2 separate regions of the Homo sapiens genome follow, and region 1 is linked to region 2. Evidence: read pairs that join two places in POLR2A ChIA-PET (ENCODE). Cell type or tissue: PC-3. All regions are shown on one strand. Links, peaks and the distances in the headings refer to the core of each region. The heading gives the core; the rest is flanking DNA. Region 1 overlaps NFIX (nuclear factor I X). Region 2 overlaps SPC24 (SPC24 component of NDC80 kinetochore complex).

Evidence for each region. Peaks named below come from ENCODE experiments on the same cell type or tissue, not always from the same donor. Only the 100,000 strongest peaks of a DNase experiment are listed, where the experiment ranks them.
Region 1: POLR2A ChIA-PET joins it to region 2 with 6 read pairs; 1 of 35 experiments calls an interaction of 5 or more read pairs at or near these places.

Annotation. Positions count from the first base shown.
Region 1 is chr19:13,049,279-13,060,222 of GRCh38, reverse strand. All of the region lies in intron 2 of NFIX (nuclear factor I X), which reads right to left. Among named protein-coding and RNA genes, the nearest start is that of NFIX-AS1, 40 kb to the right of the region's middle. RefSeq lists enhancers at 1-342, 2,359-2,945, 4,120-4,705, 5,293-5,879, 3,682-7,526. In PC-3, for the core only: a CTCF peak has its summit at 4,815; DNase peaks (open chromatin) are centred at 4,802 and 6,212; H3K4me3 peaks cover 1,786 bases; H3K27ac peaks cover 4,000 bases.
Region 2 is chr19:11,134,981-11,145,852 of GRCh38, reverse strand. It overlaps SPC24 (SPC24 component of NDC80 kinetochore complex), which reads left to right. Exons shown (of 5, transcript NM_182513.4): 5 at 1-360. Among named protein-coding and RNA genes, the nearest start is that of SPC24, 15 kb to the left of the region's middle. RefSeq lists enhancers at 2,415-3,357, 3,358-4,301, 1,826-4,598. In PC-3, for the core only: CTCF peaks have their summits at 3,437 and 3,639 (motif pointing right); DNase peaks (open chromatin) are centred at 2,402 and 3,192; H3K4me3 peaks cover 1,054 bases; H3K27ac peaks cover 2,559 bases.

The DNA.
Region 1 (10,944 bases), core at 4,276-8,275, 1.9 Mb before region 2:
CTCCAAGGAGCAGCCAGAGTGGAATTACCTGTCCCTAGTAAAGGGGAGCTGAGAACAGGCTTACTCCCACCCCAGAGCCTGCCAAAGCAGAGGCTGAAGTGGAGGGAAGAAATGGAGGCCAAAAGCGTTCCTCTTGGCCGGGTGCGGTGGCTCATGCCTGTAATCTCAGCACTTTGAGAGGCTGAGGCGAGTGGATCGCCTGAGCTCAGGAGTTCGAGACCACCCAGGGCAACAATGGTGAAACCCCGTCTCTACTAAAAATACAAAAAAAATTAACCGGGTGTGGTGGCACATGCCTCTAGTCCCAGCTACTTGGGAGGCTGAGGCAAGAGAATCGCTTGAGCCCCAGAGGCAAAGGCTGCAGTGAGCCGAGATCGCACCACTGCACTCCAGCTTGGGATACAGAGTGAGACTCCGTCTCAAAAAAAAAAAAAAAAAAAAAAAAGAATTCTAATTAAATCAAATTAGAAAAAAAAAAAAAAAGCATCCCTCTTGCCCTGCAGCACACCCCATCTGCTGGCACCACTCCCCCAATCATTATGGCTCCTGGCCACTCCAGTAGGGTTCCCCAAAGTCCTTAGACCAGACTCTCCACCTTTTAAAGCCAGGTGGCTTACACTTGGCCAAGAAGTGTGTCCACTTTCCAACCAGTGGCAAGCAGCCTCCAGCTCCCACTCCAAGAATGGGCAGCAGAAAACCTGGAAGGAGGGATTTGCCTGGACTGTTCTATTCTGACAGTCCCCTGGCCTCACGCTGGGGGTACCTCCTCCTCAGGAGGCCCTAACCTCCCACTAGCTCCCAGAATGCAAGTGGGAGAAGGGAGGAGGAATACACTGGGTGTCCCCAGCCTCCCCAGGCCCTGTGCTGGGGGGCTCTGGCCTAGGAAGTAAAAGGAGAGAGAAGGGGAAGGGGAGAGGCGACAGGCGCAGACCCAGCCACCTGCCCACAGGGAGCAGCAGCGGCTGGAATTACAGGGAGACTGAACCATCAGCCCTTGAAACGGCTGCAAGAGGCTGCAGCTCAGATACACAATGTCCTGCCAAACCCCAGTCCTTTAATTCAATTAAGTATGGGACAGACTTCCCAGATTTGTCTATGTGTGTGAGTGCATGTGAAAATCCCGATGTGCACGAATCCCGGGATCTATGCGCTTGTGTGCACGTGCATGTGGATGTGTGAATCCTAATGGTGGAGGACTAAGATGAGAGGAGGCAAATGAGGATGGGGGATGGGACAAGAGAAAGGTGAGACGGTGGCTCCGGGGAAGAGTGGGGACCTACATCTTCCTGGAGGGACCAACTCCAGACCAGGGTTCTCAACCCCCACACCCTGGGGATTGGGGCTGTTTCATTCACTCAGTCTAGCTCTTTTCTCAGACCTACCCCTCCCCACCTTGCCTGTCTGGCCCCCAGAAGGAGGCTCAGCAATGGTTTCATAAAGCTGGGTACGTTTCATGTGCTCCTGTACTTCTCTCCCTGCAGTATCCGGGCCCTGAGCTTTTTTTCTTTTCTGTTTCTTTTTTGCTTTTTTTGAGACAGGGTCTTGCTCTGTCACCCAGGCTGGAATGCAGTGGTGCCATCATAGCTCACTGCAGCCTCAAACTCCTGGGCTTAAGGACCCTCCTAGCTCTCCTAAAAAATTAGCTGGGGGTGGTAGCATGCAGCTGTGGTCCCAGCTACTTAGCCTCCCAAGTAGCTGGGACCACAGGTGCATGCTACCACCCCTTTTTAACTATTAGAAGAGGCAAGTTCTCCCTATGTTGCCCAGGCTGGTCTCGAACCCCTGGGCTCAAGCGACCCTCTGGTCTGGGCCTCCTAGTGCTGGCATTGATTACGGATGTGAGCTCCTGCGCCCAGCGCACATCCTGAGCTTTTAAAGTCATGGGCCTCAGGTCATGCCTACCGAGGTCCAGATGGAAGCCTGTGCTCTACATAATTGCAGGCAGGGCCTACAGGAGAGGTGAGGGCTTTCCTGAGGACAGATCCCTGGAAAGGTGTCCTGCTTAGCCCCTGGAGCCTGGTGGAAGCCCATGCAAAACCCCTCTTGCCATCCAACCACCCCTCCTGCTTGAAGGCTCCAGAGAAGCAGGAGCTGGGAGGGTCCCCACCTCACCCCAACTTAGGGCAACCCCCTCCCCTGTTCCTAGGGTCACTTGTAGCTGTACTGTCCTGGGGGTGGGGCCAGTTCCAGCTGTCTTTCTCCCCTCAGGCCCCAAGGAGCTTGCCTCTCTCCCCAGCCCTCCAGGATCCCTGAACAGCCCCCTTCTGGGAGCAGAGCCAAAAAGATGGGAGAAGGATGTTTATAAGCTGCTAAAAGGGAAAAGGAAAAAGTGGGAGTTGGGGCAGAGAGGCCCAGGCTTCCAGGTAGTATAGACTAGGGCCTCGGTTGCGGGGAGGGAGGGAGGAAGGGAGGGGCTGCCTTCCCCAGGTAGTCCAACATCTGGCTTACTGGACAAAGAAGTGCCCCCTGCCCTGCCCAGCCCACCACAACCAGACCTCAGTGTACACACTCAGGGGTCTCTAGGCCCCATGCTGGCCTGCCACATGACAGTTTCTGACATTCTTATCCTGACCCACAGGACTCTGAGACACTAGTGGGTTTTCTTTTTATGTATTTATTTACTTTTAATAGCTTGTTCCCCTCTCCTCAGCCTGAGGAGGACATGAGCAGGGGAGGGCCCGGGGCCCTGGGGAGCCGAGGCTGGGGGTGTGGCATCAGGAGCCGGCTTGGTGGGAGCGAAAGCCGAGTCTGCAGCTCGTAGGGCTCCTCGCACACAGCTAATGGGAGGCTGGCAGCGGCAAATTGTTGTTTACTTTTAATTAAGTAAACAATGTCGGCTTTCCGCCTCCTCCCCTGCCATCCCAGCCAGTAATTTGGGGGATGACAATGGGGTTGTTTCCTTCCTCCTGCCTGCTTCCCTCCCTCCAAGCACTCCTGCTCGCTCCCCGCTCTGCACAGGCACAGCCGTCAGAACTTGTCATTGGTGGGGGAGGCTCCACCCGAGGAGGGGAAGGTCCCACTGACCCGCTACTGGCTGGGCCCAGCAGGCTGCAGGTTCCACCTCACCAGGGATATGGTTCCACTGTCAGGTTCACCTAAGGGTGACAAGTGCGGCCTTGCCCTGAGACTCTCTAAGCACTGAAGGTGTGATCCATTCTCATTCTGTTCCCTCCCCTCATAGCCCTCCTCCCTAAGCAACATCTCTAAAATCCAGAAAGTTAGAGTCTCTGAGGGATGCAGCAGCAGGGAGACCACCGTCCCAGGTTGGGAAGAGATTCCCCAGGATCCAGGAAACAAGCAGGTGGAACCTCCTGTTTCAGATCAGGGCAAAGGCCACAGCCCCTGAACCAGTGGGCTGCTGGGTGGTACCAGCTTTCCTTGGAAGCAGGGCTGGCTTCATAACCTTGACTTCCACTGTTGCTGTCTTGAAATTCTTAATTTTTGAACAAGGTGCCCTGAGTTTGCATTTTGCACTGGGCCCCACAAATTCTGCAGCTGATTCTGCTCAATGGTCCAAGTAAGTGAGGAACAGAAAGAAGAATGTAGCTAAGCCAGGTTTTCACCCCTGGGTTCCCTGGCCTCGGGTGTAGGCACTGGGCTCCCGAGTGGAAGGACAGGCAAGAGGGTCCCACCCCACTCCAGGGAGGCCGAATTTCAAATGAAGCATCCTAGAAGGCGGGACTCCACGCAGGATCTTTGTGAAAACAAAGTGCTCCTAACACCCTTTAACAGTAAGAGTGAATACCACCGGGTGGGTGGGCCCACCCTATGTGGGCCCAGCCTATGCAAGCTCACCTCTCCAAGCCCTCTGCACACAGTGAGCACCTCATAAGTGCAGCAGAACTGAGCAAAACAGAAAGGAAATCCCTCCCCACTCCCTCCTCTGCCTCCCAAGGATCAAACGGTCGGGTCCAGAGCCAAGCCTGACCCTCAAGCTCCTCCCCGTGAGGCAGAAGAGACTCTTCAAGGTGTGTTCATATAGAACGGGGCGGTGGGGGGGCCTGAGTCATGTGCAAAGCCCGCTCCTCCCCCTGCCCGCCTGCTTCCCCAACTCCTTCCGAAGGGCGGGTACTGCGGCAGCAAAGTTGGCTGGGGCTGGATGCAATTTCAGCCGCAGAGCAGGGCTCCCTGGCTGGAAGCAATTTTCTCATTAGGACCCCAAGCCTGCTAGCTCGTTGCTTTTCAGCCCTCACTCCCCTCCTGCGAAACCGCACCCCACAGGCCTCCCCACAGACCACTCACACGCACAGGGAACCACACGTATATTGAGTTGAGGGGCGACTGGGGGGTCACCTCCGTGGGGCTGGGTGCAAGGAGAGATTTGCTGGCCAAAGTCCCTGGCCAGGGAGGCGCGAGGTGAGATGAGGACTCCTCACCCAGGCTCCCACACCCAGAAGCCAGTCCCTCCTGGCCTGCCCTACAGAGAGAGAGGATCCTAGACTGCAGGACCCAGAGGAGAGGCTGGGGAACCTGGGGCCAGCCGAGCCTGAGGGCTGGCCTCACGCGACACTCCCAAAAGAGACCCCCGCCCCCTTCTTCCTCAGCTAGGCCCGGGGCGAGCAGATGGGCTCTCAGGAGGCAGACCCCCCCCTCCCCCAGCCCTGAGGCTGCTCCAAGTGGAGGGTGGTCTTGGCTGAGGGAGGAGGAGAGCCGAGGCCCCGTGAGGGGCGGCTCCTCACTCCACAGACACATGTGGTTGGACTTAAAAAGCTATTAGGGAGCAAGGCACTGGCGGGAGTGCGGCCGGCCCTCGCACCAGAGGCAGGGGGAGGGCAGATGCCGAGGCGGTGAGCTCAGCACTGCCCTCCCTGGCGGGGCCCCCGGATGCAAGAAGGACTCGGGGGACCCTCACCCTGCGGGAGAGTGGGGCAGGCCCTCGGGGAAGGGCAGGCAGGCTGCTGGGCCTGGGTCCAGGCACAGATTCTGGGAAGCTTAGCAATCTGAAGACTCTAGGCCTGTGGGGGCCAACCTCTAAGTGGGAGGGAGGAGTGGGGAGGGGGGGAGGGTTGTGCCTGGCGCTTGGATGGGGCCCAGGAGGGCACAGACAGGTCCTCGGCTTTCCTCCAGCTTTCTTGGGGTGACAGCCGGCGGGAGGTCTCCTAAAGGGTGTGTGTGTTTGGTGAGGCTGGAAAGGGGGGATTATTAGGAGAGCGGGGGAGAGAGAGAAGGAAGGGAAAAGTGGGCCCCACCCATCACGAGGCCAGAAAGAACCGACGGAAAGTTCTCTAGAGCCGCCAGCTTGTAAAAAGCTCCTTTTCTTTCCAAATTATGAACATTTTTTAACAAGAGGGGGGGAAAACCCCCCAAAGCAGTGATCTAGGACTTCATTAGGACTGTGTGTGTCTCTGTGTGTGACTGTGGCTGGTGACTGAAGGGTGTGCATCTGCTGACATTCGAAAGTGTTCTCCAAAAGCTGGGCCATCCCTCCTTGGTCCCCCTACCCCCGCCCTCCTCAGGTCTGCTATTTTCAGGGCTCTAGGCACCAACCACCCTGTATGCCTAACCCAGGGAGGACACCCCACTGCTGTTACAGAGTGACATGGATGCCAGGAGGGGCTGGGGGCACACAGAGCAAGACCAGGCCTAGGACAGGCAGGCCACTTGCTACGGACCCAGCTCCGACTCTTGGAGTAGGACTCCCTGGGGTACTGGCCTCAGCACTCCCAGGAGTGGGCCATAGGTTTGGGGCACCCACAGGAGTGCAGGGAAACGTCCCACCCAAGACTCTGGAGACTCCTCTGAGCTCCTCAGCCGCCCACCAAGCCCACCTCCAGCCCCCTAGGAACCCAGGGAGCAGTGCAGAAATGGGGAGCTCGAGTTACACACTGCCTCTTCCACTCTGCGGCAAGCAGGAGCTCTGTGTTTTGGAGACATTGAATCTGCCTGATAGCCCCAAGGGGTGGTTATTTTCCCCATCTTTACAGATGAGAACATATCAACAGAGGCTCGGCGAAACCCACCAAAGTCAGCTGGAGCTGGGATGGAGTTGAACCTCCACTTGTCCCCCAACCCCCACCGAAGGCCCAGTGGCCAAGCTCCTGGGAGTTTCCCTTCTCTGTCCAGATCTGTCCACGGTAGAGACGGGAACTGGGGGAGGACCCTGGGCAGGACAGGAGAGGGGACTGCTCTGAGCTACCAGGAGTCAGGCCGGGAAGCAGGCTGGGTGGGGGAGGAGCTGACCACGAAGCTGGGATCCGTGCTCAGGAAACACGCAAAGAATGCCGCTGGCCGCAGGCCAGTAGGCCAGGACCACAAAGAGGCCTTTGTTTTAGGAGGTGTCCAGGGAGTGGATGGACAGAATGGTAGAGGTGGGGGCAGCACCCCTTGAGGGTGGGACTGGGGGAGGGCAGTGATCCCTGTACTGTCCTCACACACCACCCCCTCCTGTCTGTTCCCCCACACCTCAACCCCAGCAGTGGCAGGTTCTTCTATCAGGCCCCAGACTCCCAGGGAGGGAGCCCTTGGGGACAGATTCTCCTACTTCTCAGCTCCTGACCTCCCTCAACTGGTGGGGGTATATGTCCCAAATCCACCCTTCTGAACCCCAGAAGTTCCTAGGTGCCCCACTGACATCCTTCTCTGCCTCTACCTCTACATGCTGCTGGGGGCTTTGGGAATGAGGATGGAGGATGGGCTGGAGGGTAGCAAGGGTGGGATGGTTAGGGGCCTTTCTCCCTTCCAGGTGGACTGTCTGAGGGCACCAGAGTCACCCTGCTCCCATAGTTATCCTCGCCTCCAGGCGGAAGGGAGGGAAGGCCTTGGAACATTTCCTCTCCCCTTCCCCCCTCTGCAGTTGCAGTTTCCCTGGCCCCTTCTTGGCATCTGGAAAAGTTTGGGAAACTTAAAAAAAATATTTTTGGAGAGTTTGTCTATTGCTCCCCAGCCCTGTGAGGGAGCTACAGCCAAGAGGAAGAAGGAAAAGGAGTGGGTTGGGGTGACTAGGGGATAGAGAGTAAAGTCAAAGAGAAGCAGAGCACTCGGAAAAAGGGCAGCACCCAAGGGTGCTCCCTCAGCCAGCCTGACCCCCATCTAGGTTTCCTGGAGCTACAGGAAAGACCCCCACAAAACACTGTCAAACCACCCAGCACACCAGGCCCTGATGAAGCCCTACCCCGCATTCTGCTTAGCACCTTCTCTGGGCCATCTCCTGCCAGACATGTGTGCACTGTGCAGGAGGGGCAGCCTGTGGCTGTGGGGCCACACGGAAGGAAGGGACGTCTTAAGGCTGGATGGCCAGAGGCAGTACCAGCAGCTTCAAGTGGGGATGGAGGAGAAGGCAGGTTTCTGTCTGGATTTCCACCTCCCTGTGAACAGGACGAAGGGAACATGGGAAGACACAGACTCCTGGGGACTTGGGCTGCAGTGCCAGGCAGAACAGAACTGTGATTAATGTCCCTGTCCTCATCATCCTCACTCCTCTGGTCTGTGTGTGTGGACGGGTGCAGGGGGTGCCAACCTCACGGCCCTGGAGCCGAGCCGTTCCAAGAAGCACAGAAGCACAGCCTCAACTGGGTCGAGATGAGCACAGTATATGGAATCGGCAGGGTTAAGGCCAGGCTATGAACAACTCTAGGTTCAGCCCAAGAAAGGGCACATGTCTGACATGTGACTGTTTCTCTGAGAGAATCTGGATTGTCTTATCTAAGCCAGGAGTGTGCCCCCTTCACCCTGACATGGCCCTCAGCAGAGCCAGGGCCAGCAGCGCAGGAAGCTCACTGGCATGACCCCCAGTGACTCATGGTGGTCCTGCCTGGCAGCTCCTGCATCGTCACCAGGACATCCTCAGGTGACCCACCTGTGTTCTGAGAACAGGGGGATCACTCAGGTGGTTCGTGCCATCCAGGTGGGCTCCCATCTGGGCTCTACCCCCAGCCTAGATGGCCAGCAGTGTGCCTCTGTCTCCTAAGGATGGCTCCATTCCTGGAGACAAAAGAGCACATCTCAGAGAGGCAGCAGCTGGCAGAGGCAGGGGGAAAGCCTGGAGGACCAACAGCACCTGGGTACTAGGTGGAAATGCAGATTCACGAGCCCTGCCCAGACCTACCCACTTGGACAAGCCCCAGGATCTGCATTTTAACAAGCCCCCAGAGGTGCAAGGGCAGGCAGCTGCATATCAACCCGGGCACCACCTGGATGCCTGAGGGCGTTTGGTCCCAAATCCTGCAAGCAGAGTGGACAGCAAAGGAAAGACAGAAGGGAAATGGGGCACAGAGGAGTGGGTAATCGGCAGGAGGGAGGTCTGCAAAGGAAGTGGAGAAACCTGGAGAGCATGAAGCCGGAGCGGAGAAGGCGGGCGCTGTGAGGAGGAGGCGGCGCCTAAGAAGTGCCTTCCCGCAGCCGCCCGGCTGCTCCCGGGAGCCGCCCCGCCCCCTCCAGGCACCTGCTAAGGCGGCAGCGGCGGGTTGTGTTTCTTTAACCCCTGGGGCCTGTTGACACAGATTAGTATCGCTGGTCAGGGGTCAATAGGGAAGGCTCTTGAGGTCAAGACCTGAACAACTGGAGTTGTAATGAGCCACGTGGGGAAGAGGCCCAGGGAGAGGAGAGGGCCAAGAAGGGAGGAGGAGGAGGGCTGGGCTTCTCCGAGGAAGGGCCTCTAGAGCTCACTCGCCTGAGAGGCTGTCTCCTCCCCGAACCTGCCTGACTTGAGGCTTGGAAAAAAATCTGGCTCACTGGCCTGGGTACGGGGGAGATGTCACTGGCTGACTAGAGCTGGAATCCCAGCTAGAGAAGGACAGGGGAGAACCAGCGAGAAGAAAAGCAGCAAAGAGCCACCTTGCAGGACGGCTGACTTGTGCAATGCTGTCAGGTCAGACAGCATTCCCCTCCTCTTCCCTTCCATCCCTAGTACCCTGAGTGAGCTCTGGGTAGTGGCCAGACACACCCCTCTTCCTCCTTGAGTCTTTGGCAGCACCGTGATGTGCCCACCTGAGGCATCCCCCTACCCTGGGCCACCTGGCAAAGCCAGAGCTGAGTGACTCATTTAGAGCCCTCTGGCCCTGAGTGGGGCTGGTATAGGGGCCAGACAGCATCCCAAACACCTGGTGGGACAGCCTTAGCCACACCTTCAGCGATGAGATCTGCAGCACAGTACCCAAGCCATGGGGCAGCTACTCCGTGGCTCCCCTGCTACTATCCTCCTGGAGGTATGCACCCTCCTCCCTCCACTGCCAAGTCATTACCAACAACACCAGGGTAGCAACTATGCTTTTCTCCCGGGACCTGGAGGCTGCTTTGGGGCCTGCCTTCTCCCTGCCCAGGGCCATCTCCAAGGGGGCTGGTCTGGAAGGACGGAAGGGACAGGCCATCTGTCTGCAGGCTACTCAGCCACATGCTTAGAGGAGTGAAGGGAAAGAGCCAAAAGACAGGTCGCATGTCCCCTGTGACCAGAGCTTCCCCAGTAGTCTGGAACAGTTAGGTCACCTGTTTGGGTTAAAGGGGACTGGGTTTCCTCAGAATCACTCTAGAGCTCTCCAAGTCCTGTCTGGGTCACAGAGAAGCAAATATGAGGCCACCGACACCCAGGGGTCCAGAGAGTAATGGGAGGTACACCTTGATTCTATATTCATTTGTATGTCTGCAGGGGCAGACATACAAATCTGTGTGGGTCACACACAGATCTGTGACATGCACACTTGGAAAAGCACATGCAGTGCCTTAAAGTTAATTCCACATGTGTTTGTTGGCACCTGCTAGACGCCAGGAACCACACAGATACAGAGCCAGAGAAGCTGCCTGGGTAACACCCCCCTGCAGCTGAAAGCTGGTGTGTAATGGACAAAATGGAGGCCCCCTCAGAGGGAGGGACTGGCCTCAGAGGATGAGAAGTGATGCGGGACAAGGCTGCACCAAGGAGGTGACAGCCAGGCCGGGGGTAAAAAGATAGAGGCCGTCAGACAAAAGGGGAAGGGACCATGCCAGATACACATGAGCAGAGGCCCAAAGGCAGGAATAGCACAGCACACTCAGGGGCTATAGAGAGCTCCAAATGCTGGAATATGCAGTATAGGAGAAGTAAAGAAATGCAGTGATGGAAGGGTCAGCAGGGGCCCAACCCAGAGAGACCCTGGGTGCCCACTAAGGGGACAGCACTGCTGGGCAGACAAGATGCACAAGGAATGCAGTTATGAAACTCTAGGACAGGGCAATTCCTAAGTATATACCCTAGAGAATCCAAAACATACATCCACATAAATGCTTGTACATGCATGTTTACTGCAACATTACTCACACCACAAAGTGGAAAGAGCCCAAATATCCATCAATGTATGAATGGATAAACAAAATGTGGCACAGCCATACAATTAAATATTATTTGGCCTTAAAAAGGAACTGGCCGGGTGCAGTGGCTCTCGCCTGTAATCCCAACACTTTGGGAGGCCGAGGTGAGCGGATCACGAGATCAGGAGTTCGAGACCAGCCTGGCCAATATGGTGAAACCCTGTCTCTACTAAAAACACAAAAATTAGCTGGGCATGGTGGCGGGCGCCTGTAGTCCCAGCTACTTAGGAGGCCGAGGCAGAAGAATCGCTTGAACCCAGGAGGCAGAGGTTGCAGTGAGCAGAGATCGCGCCACTGCACTCCAGCCTGGGCGACAGAGTAAGACTCTGTCTCAAAAAAAAAAAAAAAAGGAACCACTGACACTTGCTGCTACAACATATAGGAACCTTGAAAACATTATGCTCCGTGAAAGAAGCCCGACATGAAGACCACATAGTGTATGATCTCATTTATATGAAACATCCACAACTAGGCAAATCCATAGAAACAAAGCAGATTAGCGGTTGCCAGGGCCTAGGAGGAATGAGGAATTGGGACTAACAACTAATAGGTATGGAGTTTCTTTTGGGAGCAATGGAATTGTTCTGGAATTAGATGGTGGTGATGGTTACACAACATTGTGAAGGTACTAAATGGCACTGAATCCTATGCTTAATTTTTAGTTTA
Region 2 (10,872 bases), core at 66-4,065:
AGCTGCCCTTATAGTTAAGGTCTGGCCAGTGAAATGTATGTGGAAATGTTACATGACACTTCTAGAAGGATTCTTAAAAGACAAATACACCCTTTCTTCCCCCTTCCTATTTCCTGGAATGTGGGTGTGATGGCTGGAGCCCTGGCAGCCATACTGCCACGTGTACAGACGAGTGCCGTCCTTTAGGGATGACAGGAGCCTGGTTCCCTGATGATGGCAGAGCCAGATATCAGCACAAACTTATTTAAATGGGAGAGAGAAGGGGAGAACCAATCTCAACTTCTACCTTGTGTAAGCTGCTGGTTTTGGGGGTTTTCTATGACAGATACCAAAATAAACCCTAACTGAACATGTACTCCAGTCCAGGGCCGGCCAATCAATGTGTTCATCACTCTCCCATCCTCGGTGTTTTGGGTACCGCTAAGGAAAGGAGGCGTGCACACCACCTGCCTGCCTGAGGGAGGAGAGAGGGAGGTTGGGTCCCACTGACAGTTGTCCCCAGATACAGCTTTGCCCTTGAATGTGTTAGTTCCGTGAACTTGGGCTTGGGTTTCATCATGTCCCTTTCCACGACTGAACTTAAGTGCAGTTCTTAATCAGAGAGGGGCGTTTTTAGGCAGAGGGAACAGTAAGCTTTAACAGCGTCTGGTGGTGCTTGCCTGTAGTCCCAGCTACTCGGGCGGCTGAGGCAGGAGGATCACTTGAGCCTGGGAGGTTGAGGCTACAGTGAGCCATGGTAGTGTCACTGCACTCCAGCCTGGGTGACAGAATGAGACCCTGTCTTAGAAAGGGGCCAGCTGTTGTGGCTCATGCCTGTAATCCCAGCACTTTGGGAGGCCTAGGCGGGCAAATCACTTGAGTCTAGGAATTTGAGACCAGCCTGGGCAACATTGCGAAACCCCACCTCTACTAAGAAAAAAATAAATTAGCCGGGCATGGTGGTGCCTGCCTGTATCCCCCGCTACTTCGGGGCCTGAAGTGGGAGGATCGCTTGAGCCCAGGAAGTTGCCGTGGTGAGCTACGACTGCGCCACATCACTCCAGCCTAGGGGACGAAGTGAGACCCTGTGTCAACAACAAAAAAAAAGGGGGCCGGGCGCGGTGGCTCATGCCTGTAATCCCAACACTTAGGGAGGCCGAGGTGGGCGGATCACAAGGTCTGGAGATCGAGACCAGGCTAACACGGTGAAACCCCATCTCTACTAAAAATACAAAAAGTTAGCCGGGCATGATGGTGGGCACCTGTAGTCCCAGCTACTCAGGAGGCTGAGTGAGGCAGGAGAATGGCGTGAACGCAGGCGGCAGAGTTCGCAGTGAGCCGAGATCGAGCCACTGCACTCCAGCCTGGGCGACAGAGCGAGACTGTCTCAAAAAAAAAAAAAAAAAAAAAAAAGAAGAGACCAGGCATGGTGGCTCATGTCTGTAGTACCAGCAACATTGGGAGGCCAAGGCAGGTGGGTCACCTGACATCAGGAGTTCAAGACCAGTCTGGCCAACATGGTGAAACCCCATCTCTACTAAAAATACAAGTTAGCCAGGCATGGTGGCGGGCACCTGTAATCCCAGCTACTCTGGAGGCTGTGGCAGGAGACTTACTTGAACCCAGGAGGTGGAGGTTGCAGTGAGCCGAGATCGTGCCATTCCACTCCAGCTTGGACAAGAGTGAAACTCCGTCTCAGAAACAAAATTTTTTTAAAGGGATTTTTGAGTCTAGCCCTGAAATGTCAGGAGTCAGTCCATGCAGCTTGCAGAGCTTCTAAGAACGGCGGGCCTGGGTTTAGATGTGCAGTTAACTGTTCCTAGATGCCCTTGGGGCTGTTTTAATTTTCCAAGTTGGTGGGTTTTCTCTCTTTTTTCTTTTTTGAGATAGAGTCTAACTCTGTCGCCGAGGCTGGAGTGCACTGGCATGATCTCGGCTCACTGCAGCCTCAACCTCCTGGGCTCAAGCAAACTTCCCACCTCAGCCTCCCAAGCCGCTGGGACTACAGGTGCATGCCACCGTGCCCAGGTAATTTTTGTACTTTCGTAGAAATGGGATCTTGCTATGTTACCCAGGCTGGTCTCAAACTCCTGGGCTCAAGCGATCCTCCCACTTCGGCCTCCCAAAGCGCTGGGATTATAGGCATGAGCGACAGCGCCCGGCCGGTTCTTTTATGTGAGCTGAATTGGGAGCAGAGTCCTCTATTTGCATCCTTGACCCCCAAAGACCTGAAGACCTGAAGCAGAACAGGGCTGTTCCACCTCAGCTCTCGTGACATTGGGCCAGGCTGTTGTGTGTGTTGGGGGCTGTCCTGGGCGTAGTAGAACAGTTAACGTCATCCCTGGCCTCCACCCACCAAATGCCAGCAGCTCCCCCTCAGCCTTAACAACAGGAAATGTCTCCAGCTGTTGCCAGTGTCCCTTCGGGGAGGAAGTCACACACACAAAGCCTCTCGCCTGCCTTGAAGCCTCAGGCAGGGAGCAGTTTGCAAGTCAGGTGTCAGCGCCAGGGTTGGCTAAGCGCTGCTGTCACCTTGGCGGTCATTCCTTTCCCGCACACGGGACAGGATGCCTCCACTGGCCGGTTCACTGGGGCAACTGTGGGCGCCGGGAGTGGAGTGGGCCCAGCCCACGCACGGCTGAGCGTCCTGGGATGGGGGGATTGGGCACGTCTCCCTCTCGTCCTGCAAACTGCAGCTCTGAGTGCCCTGGAGAGAAAGCAGGCATGGGGCAGGGGTGCCGCTGTGACAAGGGTTCTGGGAGCCCAGGCTTATCTGTACCCCTGACCCAGGGCCCGTGCCCCCCCCAACCCTGGGGTTGGCGCTCCCTCCCCACAGGAATGACCTGGCTTTGTTCCCGGAGGGGGCCGAGGAGCCATTGCCCTGCCCTGTCACTCCACATCCCCTCCACCCCAGCAACCTGGGCCTCAGTTTCCCCAAGGAAGAGACGGTCCCATCAGGCGGCCTGTGCCGGGGCTCAGAGAGGCCCTGTGCCCACCAGCCACATCCCCATCCTCGTCCCCCCCAGGCAGGTCCAGGGTCCCCTCTATGGGGAGAGCGAGTGGGAGAGGAACGCGGCCTGGTGGGGGCCCAGCAGGCGGGTTCCGGGAGGTGCCTGATCTCCGGGGCTGGGAGAGGCCCCACTCCACATGCCTGGCCCCTGACTCACTGCCCAGCACTGGCTGGATGCCCAGGACAGCCTGAGGCCGGTGGCCTCCGGCCCCGCCCCCATCCCACCCCCGCCCCCGTTTGTTCTCCCTCTGAGAGCTGTGCCTTCAGCCACCGGCTCTTTCCTGAATGATGGAGGCCGGCCAGAGGCTTGCTGATGGCTCAGCCCAGCCCTGCTGAGGTGGGAGTAAGGTTTCAGGCACCAGGACACAGGGTTCCACACTAGTCCCTGCAGCACTGAGGCTCAGCCCCAGGACCATCCATTTTACAGATGGGGAAACTGAGGCACACAGGACAAGGACCACCCTGGAGTCTGAACTTCAGCAGTGAAGCCCCCAAGCCCTCCCTAGGGGCAGGGTGATCTAACTCAGGACCAGGGGCAGCGTGTGTATATCAGTAGCCCCTGGAGGATTATGCTGGCTTCTCAGATGGGAAGCAGCCCCTTTGAGGAGTCCACCCTGTGTCCGAAGCCACCCAGGTGAGAAGAGGCCAAGCCAGGGTGGGCACCCACACCTGCACCTGCTCGAGCTCCAGAGGGCAGCAGTGGGGCAGCCTGAAGCTCTAGCCACTTAGTCATTACGGCAAGAGGTGTGCAGGTCATGAATTCACACCATGGCCAGCCCCCTGCTCGTAACTGGTGTTTCTGGGGACGGGAGCCCAGGGGCTATGGAGTCTCGAGGTTGAACCCTTCCTCGGGCCCTAGTGCTCCCTGGGCGGCTTCTCCTGAGGACTAGACTTGGGTACCTTTCCCCAGGACTCCTCAGGCCCTGGCGGGGATAAAGTGCATCCTCAGGCCAGTAGTGGGGGCCACCTAGAGGGGCAGGCAGCTGGGAGCAGCTTGGGATGGCTGAGCCATTTTTTTTTTTTTTTTTTTAGAGACAGGGTCTCACTCTATTGCCTAGGCTGGAGTGCAGTGGCGCGATCACAGCCTCACTGCAGCCTCGAATTCATCAGGTCAAACAGTCCTTCTGCCTCAGCCTCCTGAGTAGCTGGGGTCAAGCCTTTCATGCAACCCTCCTCCAGCCTGGCATTCAGTGCCCCTTCCCTGATAGTTCTGGACTAAGAGGTGGTCAAAGTTCTTCCCAGTTTACGGTTAAAAGAAACAGATCGCAGCCGGGCACAGTGGCTCACCCCTGTAATCCCAGCACTTTGGCAGGCTGAGGCAAGCAGATCACGAGGTCAGGAGTTCGAGACCAGCCTGGCCAAGATGGTGAAACTCCCGTCTCTACTAAAAATACAAAAATTAGCTGGGCACGGTGATGGGCACCTGTAATCCCAGCTACTTGGGAGGCTGAGGCAGGAGAATCGCTTGAACCTGTGAGGCGGAGGTTGCAGTGAGCCGAGATCACGCCACTGCACTCTAGCCTGGGTGACAGAGCAAGACTGTCTCAAAAAAAAAAAAAAAAAAAAAAAGAAAGAAAGGAAAAGAAAAGAAACAGATCGCAATGGGGCTTGCCTGTGCATGGGAAGTTTTCAAGGCTGGATTTGAACCCATGGTTGTCGGATCTGAAGTCTCAGTCTCCCTTCTAGGCTGGACAGGATGGGAGAGGCCAGGAAGACCAGTTTTGTGTCATTGGCATGACAGTGTTTGGGTTCCGGAGGGGACCCCCCTGAGGTCTGGGACTACAGCCTCCAGGCAACTCATCTAGGAATGTGGGCCACCCTTGTCGACTCTCATGGTGGCCCCACAACCTCCAGTGGCCTCCCTTTTTTTTTTTTTTTTTTTTGAGATGGAGTCTTGCTCTGTCACCCGGGCTGCAGTGCAGTGATGCGATCGCGGCTCACTGCAACTTCTGCTTCCCGGGTTCAAGTGATTCTCTTCCCTCAGCCTCCTAAGTAGCTGGGACTACAGGCACCTGCCATCACGCCCCGCTAATTTTTGTATTTTTTGTTTTATTTTGTTTTTTTGAGACGGAGTCTCACACTCTCACCTGGGCTGGAGTGCAGTGGCACCATCTCGGCTCACTGCAAGCTCTGCCTCCCGGGTTTACACCATTCTCCTGCCTCAGCCTCCTGAGTAGCTGGGACTACAGGCTCCTGCCACCATGCCCGGCTAATTTTTTGTATTTTTAATAGAGACGGGTTTCACCGTATTAGCCAGGATGGTCTCGATCTCCTGACCTTGTGATCTGCCGCCTCAGCCTCCCAAAGTGCTGGGATTACAGGCATGAGCCACCACGCCCGGCTAATTTTTGTATTTTTAGTAAAGACGGGATTTCACCATGTTGGCCAGACTGGTCTGGAACTCCTGACCTCAGGTGATCCACCCACCTCGGCCTCCCAAAGTGCTGGGATTACAGCCACTGCACCTGGCTGGCCTCCCATATTTACTTAGAAATGTGGACTGGGCCAGGTGCTGTGGCTCACGCCTGTAATCCCAGCACTTTAGGAGGCCAAGGCAGGAAGATTGCTTGAACCGAGGAGTTCAAGACCAGCCTGGACAACACAGTGAGACTCCTGTCTCTACAAAAAAAAACTAAAAAATTAGCCAGGCATGGTGGCGTGCACTCGTAGTCCTGGCTACTTGGGAGGCTGAGGTGGGAGGATTGCCTCAACCCTGGGAGGTCAAGGCTGCAGTGAGCTAGGATTGCACCACTGCGCTCCAGCCTGGGTGACAAAGCAAGACCCTGTCTCAAAAAAAAAGAGGGGGGAGCGGGGGGAAGAAAGAATGAAGGAAGGAAGGAAGGAAGGGGAAGGGAAGGAAGGAAGAAAGGAAGGAAAAGGAGAAAGAGGAGAGGGAGAGGAGAAGCCGGTGTGGTGGCTCACGCCTGTAATCCCAACGCTTCTGGAGGCCGAGGTGGGGCAGATTGCTTGAGGTCAGGAGTTCAAGACCAGCTCAGCCAACATGGTGAAACCCTATCTTTACTAAACACACAAAAACTAGCCAGGCGTGGTGGTGCGTGCTTGTAATCCCAGCTACTCAGGAGGCTAAGAGAATCGTTTGAACCCAGGAGGTGGTGGTTGCCTTGAGCTGAGATCGCACCACTACACTCCAGCCTGGGCGACAGAGCGAGACTCCGTCTCAAAAAAAAAAGAGAGAGAAACAAAGGAAGAAAGAAGGAAGGAAGGGAGGGAGGGAGGAAGGAAGGAGAGAGAGAAAGGAAATGAAGGAAGAAAGAAAAGAAAAGAGAAATGAGTACTGTAAGCCTGTGGCCCGCCAGACCCTCCTTCATGGAGCCACACCCCAGTGGAGGCCACTGTGTCAGTTTTTCTGTAGACGGGTGGCAGAGCCAGGGCTTTAATCTGAGCTGAGTGTGTTCAGAGCTTGTGCTCTTAATCCTGACCCACAAATGAACGCTGTGGGGTGGTGGGGGGTGACGCTCTGTGGCTCTGTGGGAGGCCCAGGGAGGAGGTGTCATTTGTCCCAGACTTGAGCCCCCAGGGGATAAAGGTGTGGAGACTGTGAGCCAGGCAGGGGAAACAGCAAGGCTGGCATGGAGGAGACCAAGGGGGATGGCAGGAGGGCAGGGGTCCTTGATCACGCCAGGCCTGCAGTCCACAGGGCAATGTGGGGAGGATTTTCCAATTCCAAGACAAGCCCCAGCTCTGGGAGAAGGGAACCTGACATGGCCCCTTGACACAGTGGCCCCGCCTGTCTAGGTGGCTGATGTCACTATTTACTCCCAAGCTCCCCGCTCCCCATCCCAGGAACAGCCCCAGAGCAGCCCAGCCCAGGGGAGGGACGGCTCCGGATGGAGCAGAAAGTTGCCAGGAAACCCCAGCGGCCATGCTCAGTGGGGTGATGGGGACCAGGGACTCCCACTCAGAACCCTCCGTGGCTTTTTTATTCCTTCATCATCACGGAAAATCACTGCCTGCAAGGGAGGAGGGTGCTGACCCCAGACTGGGGAGCGGGGAGGGGATTAGGCCAGGGCCAGCTGCAGGGCAGGGCAGCCTGCACCCCTCTCCCCACCTCCCTCTGGCAGCCGCGGCTCAGCCCAGAGGCTCCAGGCTGACTCACTGCAGACAGCTGTGGTCTGGGATGCCTCGGGCTGCTGGAAGGGGAACGGCCTGGGGACAGGAGAAGGGGAGGGACAGCAGGGGACACTAGTTGTGGGTGTCAGACTTGCTGGGAGTGGGACAAATTCCTCCCACCTTCCACCCTGTCCTGGCCAGAGCTGTTGAGCCTGCGGAGACAGGACAGGACCACCAGCCTGCAGGGGTGGCGTTCCCCAAGCTGCAGGCTGCCCCCAGCCCTGCAGGACAAGTGGGTGGGTGGGTGGGTGCTGAGCCTATAGACCAGGGAGCCAGCAGCGCATTTTACCAGGGCCCCGTTCTGAGCCAGAGAACTGGAACCGGCGAGGATCAGAATCCAGCCACAGTGACCCGAGCCTCCTATTTCTCTCTGTAAAATGGGTGGCTGTCAACCCTCCCTCCCTTTGGCGACCATCGGGGCAGAACGATGGATTGTCAGGAAACTGAATGTCTGCATGTCTGTGTCACCCTCAAAGCTCTGATACAAGCTCCCAATGCAGCAGCCAAGGCCGAATACCAGAACCTTCCATCACCTCTGGCCTCTCCTCTGGGCCATGCCCCACCCATGCTGTGCTCCCAGTCCCCACCCCTGCCTGGGGATGCACCCCGGTCCTGCCCACCCTCCCGTCTCAGTCTCAGCACCCTCGAGCCGCCACCTCCCAGGCCCTCCCGTTTTCCTGGCCATCTGAGCCCGCTTATCCTGTTTGCCACTTGGTTGAGCACCAATTTCGTCAATCGAGCAATTATCGAGCGCCTGTGTGCAGGCTCCAGGACGCTTCCTGTGTGGGCTGCTCAGTTTTCCCTCCCAGGGGCGTTTTGGAAGCGTCCCAAAACAAAAGGCGGAAGGCAGGAAGGAAGTGCCACCCCGTGGACGCAGGAAAGATGACAGGCCCTGCCTTTGTCTCCGAGCGCCTGCGCAGCCCCATCCTGCCCCACTTCCAGAGCCCCTGGGGAGGGGGAGATTAGCTTTGTCTCCATTGTCAGGTGGGGAAACTGAGGCTCTGAGGTGCCTGTCACCCAGCGAGTCAGTGGCAGAGCCAGGTTATGAACCCAGACGGCCTGGTCAGTCTGCTCTTTTTGGGTTTTTGTTGTGTTTTGTTTTGTTTTTTTGAGACAGAGTTTCCCAGGCTGGAGTGCAATGGTGCAATCTCGGCTCACCGCAACCTCTTCCTCCCAGGTTCAAGCAATTCTCCTACCTCAGCCTCCCGCGTAGCTGGGATTACAGGCATGCGCCGCCACACCCAGCTAATTTTGTATTTTTAGTAGAGATGGGGTTTCTCCATGTTGGTCAGGCTGGTCTCAAACCCCCAACCTCAGGTGATCCGCCCACCTTGGCCTCCCAAAGTGCTGGACTCAAGAGATCTTCCCACCTCAGCCTCCAAGTATCTGGGACTACAGGTGTGCGCCATCGCATCCGGCTGGTAATTTTAAAACTTTTTCTGTTGTTGTTGTCTGTTTTTTTGACGCAGTGTCTCGCTCTGTCAGGCTGGAGTGCAGTGGTGCGATCTTGGCTCAGTGCAACCTCGGCCTCCCGAGTTCAAGCGATTCTCCTGCCTCAGCCTCCCAAGTAGCTGGGATTACAGGCATGCGCCACCACACCCAACTAATTTTTGTATTTTTAGTAGAGGCGGGGTTTTGCCATTTTGGCTAGGCTGGTTTTGAACTCCTGACCTCAGGTGATCCGCCTGCCTCGGCCTCCCAGAGTGCTGGGATTATAGGCATGAGCCACTGAGCCCAGAAATTTAAAAACGTTTTTTAGAGATGGGGTCTTGCTATGTTGCCCAGACTGCTCTTGAACTCCTGGGCTCAAGCAATCCTCCTGCCTCAGCTTCCCAAGGTACTGGGATTACAGGCATGAGCCACGTTTGTGGACCTAACCACCCCAGTGTCGTGTCACCCCTGGGCCAACCCTGTCCCTCCTTCGATCCACCCAGTAAGGCACCATTGCCTGGGCTTCATCAGCCTGTCCCTGTTGGGCTCAGCCCGTGGGAGGCACTGGTGGGAGATAGAGCCTGGAGCGGGGGACAGGCTGGGCTCTTCCCCGCCTCGCTCTGCTGGGGACCATGTCTGCAGCACTTCTTTCCCTCCTATGAGTTTCTGGCTCTCACCAGCTCCCAGGCTCCAGAAACCACATCTTCCTCTCCTGGTTTTGTGGTGGTGGCGCTTTCTGCTGTTGCTTATTTCTGGGTTACCTCACCGTCCCCCTGTTTAATCTTGAACATTTTTTATGGTGCAGTCACCTGCCAGCATACCCGGCTAATTTTTTTGTATTTTTAGTAGACAGGGTTTCACTATGTTGGGCAGGCTGGTCTCGAACTCCTGACCTCATGATCCGCCTGCCTCAGCCTCCCAAAGTGTTGGGATTACAGGCTTGAGCCACCGCACCCTGCTTTTTTTTTTTTTTATTGAGATGGTGTCTCGCTCTGTTGCCCAGCCTGGAGTGCAATGGTGCCGTCATAGCTCACTGCAGCCTCAAAATCTTACCCTTTTTAGTAGAGACATGGTTTCACCATGTTGGCCAGGCTAGTCTCAAACTCCTGACCTCAAGTGATCTGCCTTCCTTGGCCTCCATTTTTAGAATAGATACAAAAAATTGCTACATTTTAGAAGAATATTCTAGAAGAATATTAAACAGAGTATGGGGACAGAAAAGCAACTGGCAGGAAGGAAGTTTTCTTCAGGGGGAGTTTCTCTAATGAAGTAACATTTGGCTTGGTGCGGTGGCTCACACCTGTAATCCTAGCATTTTGGGAGGCCGAGGCGGTAGACGACTTGAGGTCAAGAGTTCAAGAATAGCCTGGCCAACATGGCAAAACCCCATCTCTACTGAAAATATAAAAATTAGCCGGGTACGCGCCTGTGATCCCAGCAACACAGGAGGCTGAGGCAGGAGAATCGCTTGAACCCGGGAGGTGGAGGTTGCAGTGAGCCAAGATTGTGCCACTGCACTCCAGCCTGGGCAATAAAGCAAGACCTTGTCTCAAAAAAATAAATAAAATAAAATGATGTCAGGTCCTTAAGGACAGACAGGGAGATTTTCATTTCTTTTTTGTTTTTTTTTTGAGACAGAGTCTCGCTCTGTCGCCCAGGCTGGAGTGCAGTGGCGCGATCTCAGCTCACTGCAAGCTCTGCCTCCTGGGTTCATGCCATTCTCCTGCCTCAGCCTCCCAAGTAGCTGGGACTACAGGCGCCCGCCACCATGCCTGGCTAATTTTTTGTATCTTTAGTAGAGACTGGGTTTCGCCACGTTGGCCAGGATGGTCTCGATCTCCTGAGCTCGTGATCCGCCTGCCTTGGCCTCCCAAAGTGCTGGGATTACAGGCATGAGCCACCGTATCAAGACTTCATTTCTTTTTTTTTTTTTTGTAGATGGAGTCTTGCTCTGTTGCCCAGGCTAGAGTGCAGTGGTGCGATCTCGGCTCACTGCAAGCTCCAACTCCCAGGTTCACGCTATTCTCCTGCCTCAGCCTCCCAAGCAGCTGGGACTACAGGCGCCCACCACCACGCCTGGCTAATTTTTTGTATTTTTAGTAGAGATGGGGTTTCACTGTGTTAGCTAGGATGGTCTCGATCTCCTGACCTCATGATCTGCCCGCCTCGGCCTCCCAAACTGCTAGGATTACAGGTGTGAGCCACCACACCCGGCTTTCATTTCTTATATCCCCTGTAGTGTCCCACAAGCCTACGGCAGAGCATGGTTCGCACTTAGCACTCAACAGATATTTGTCGAGTGTATGAATGGATGAGCAGGG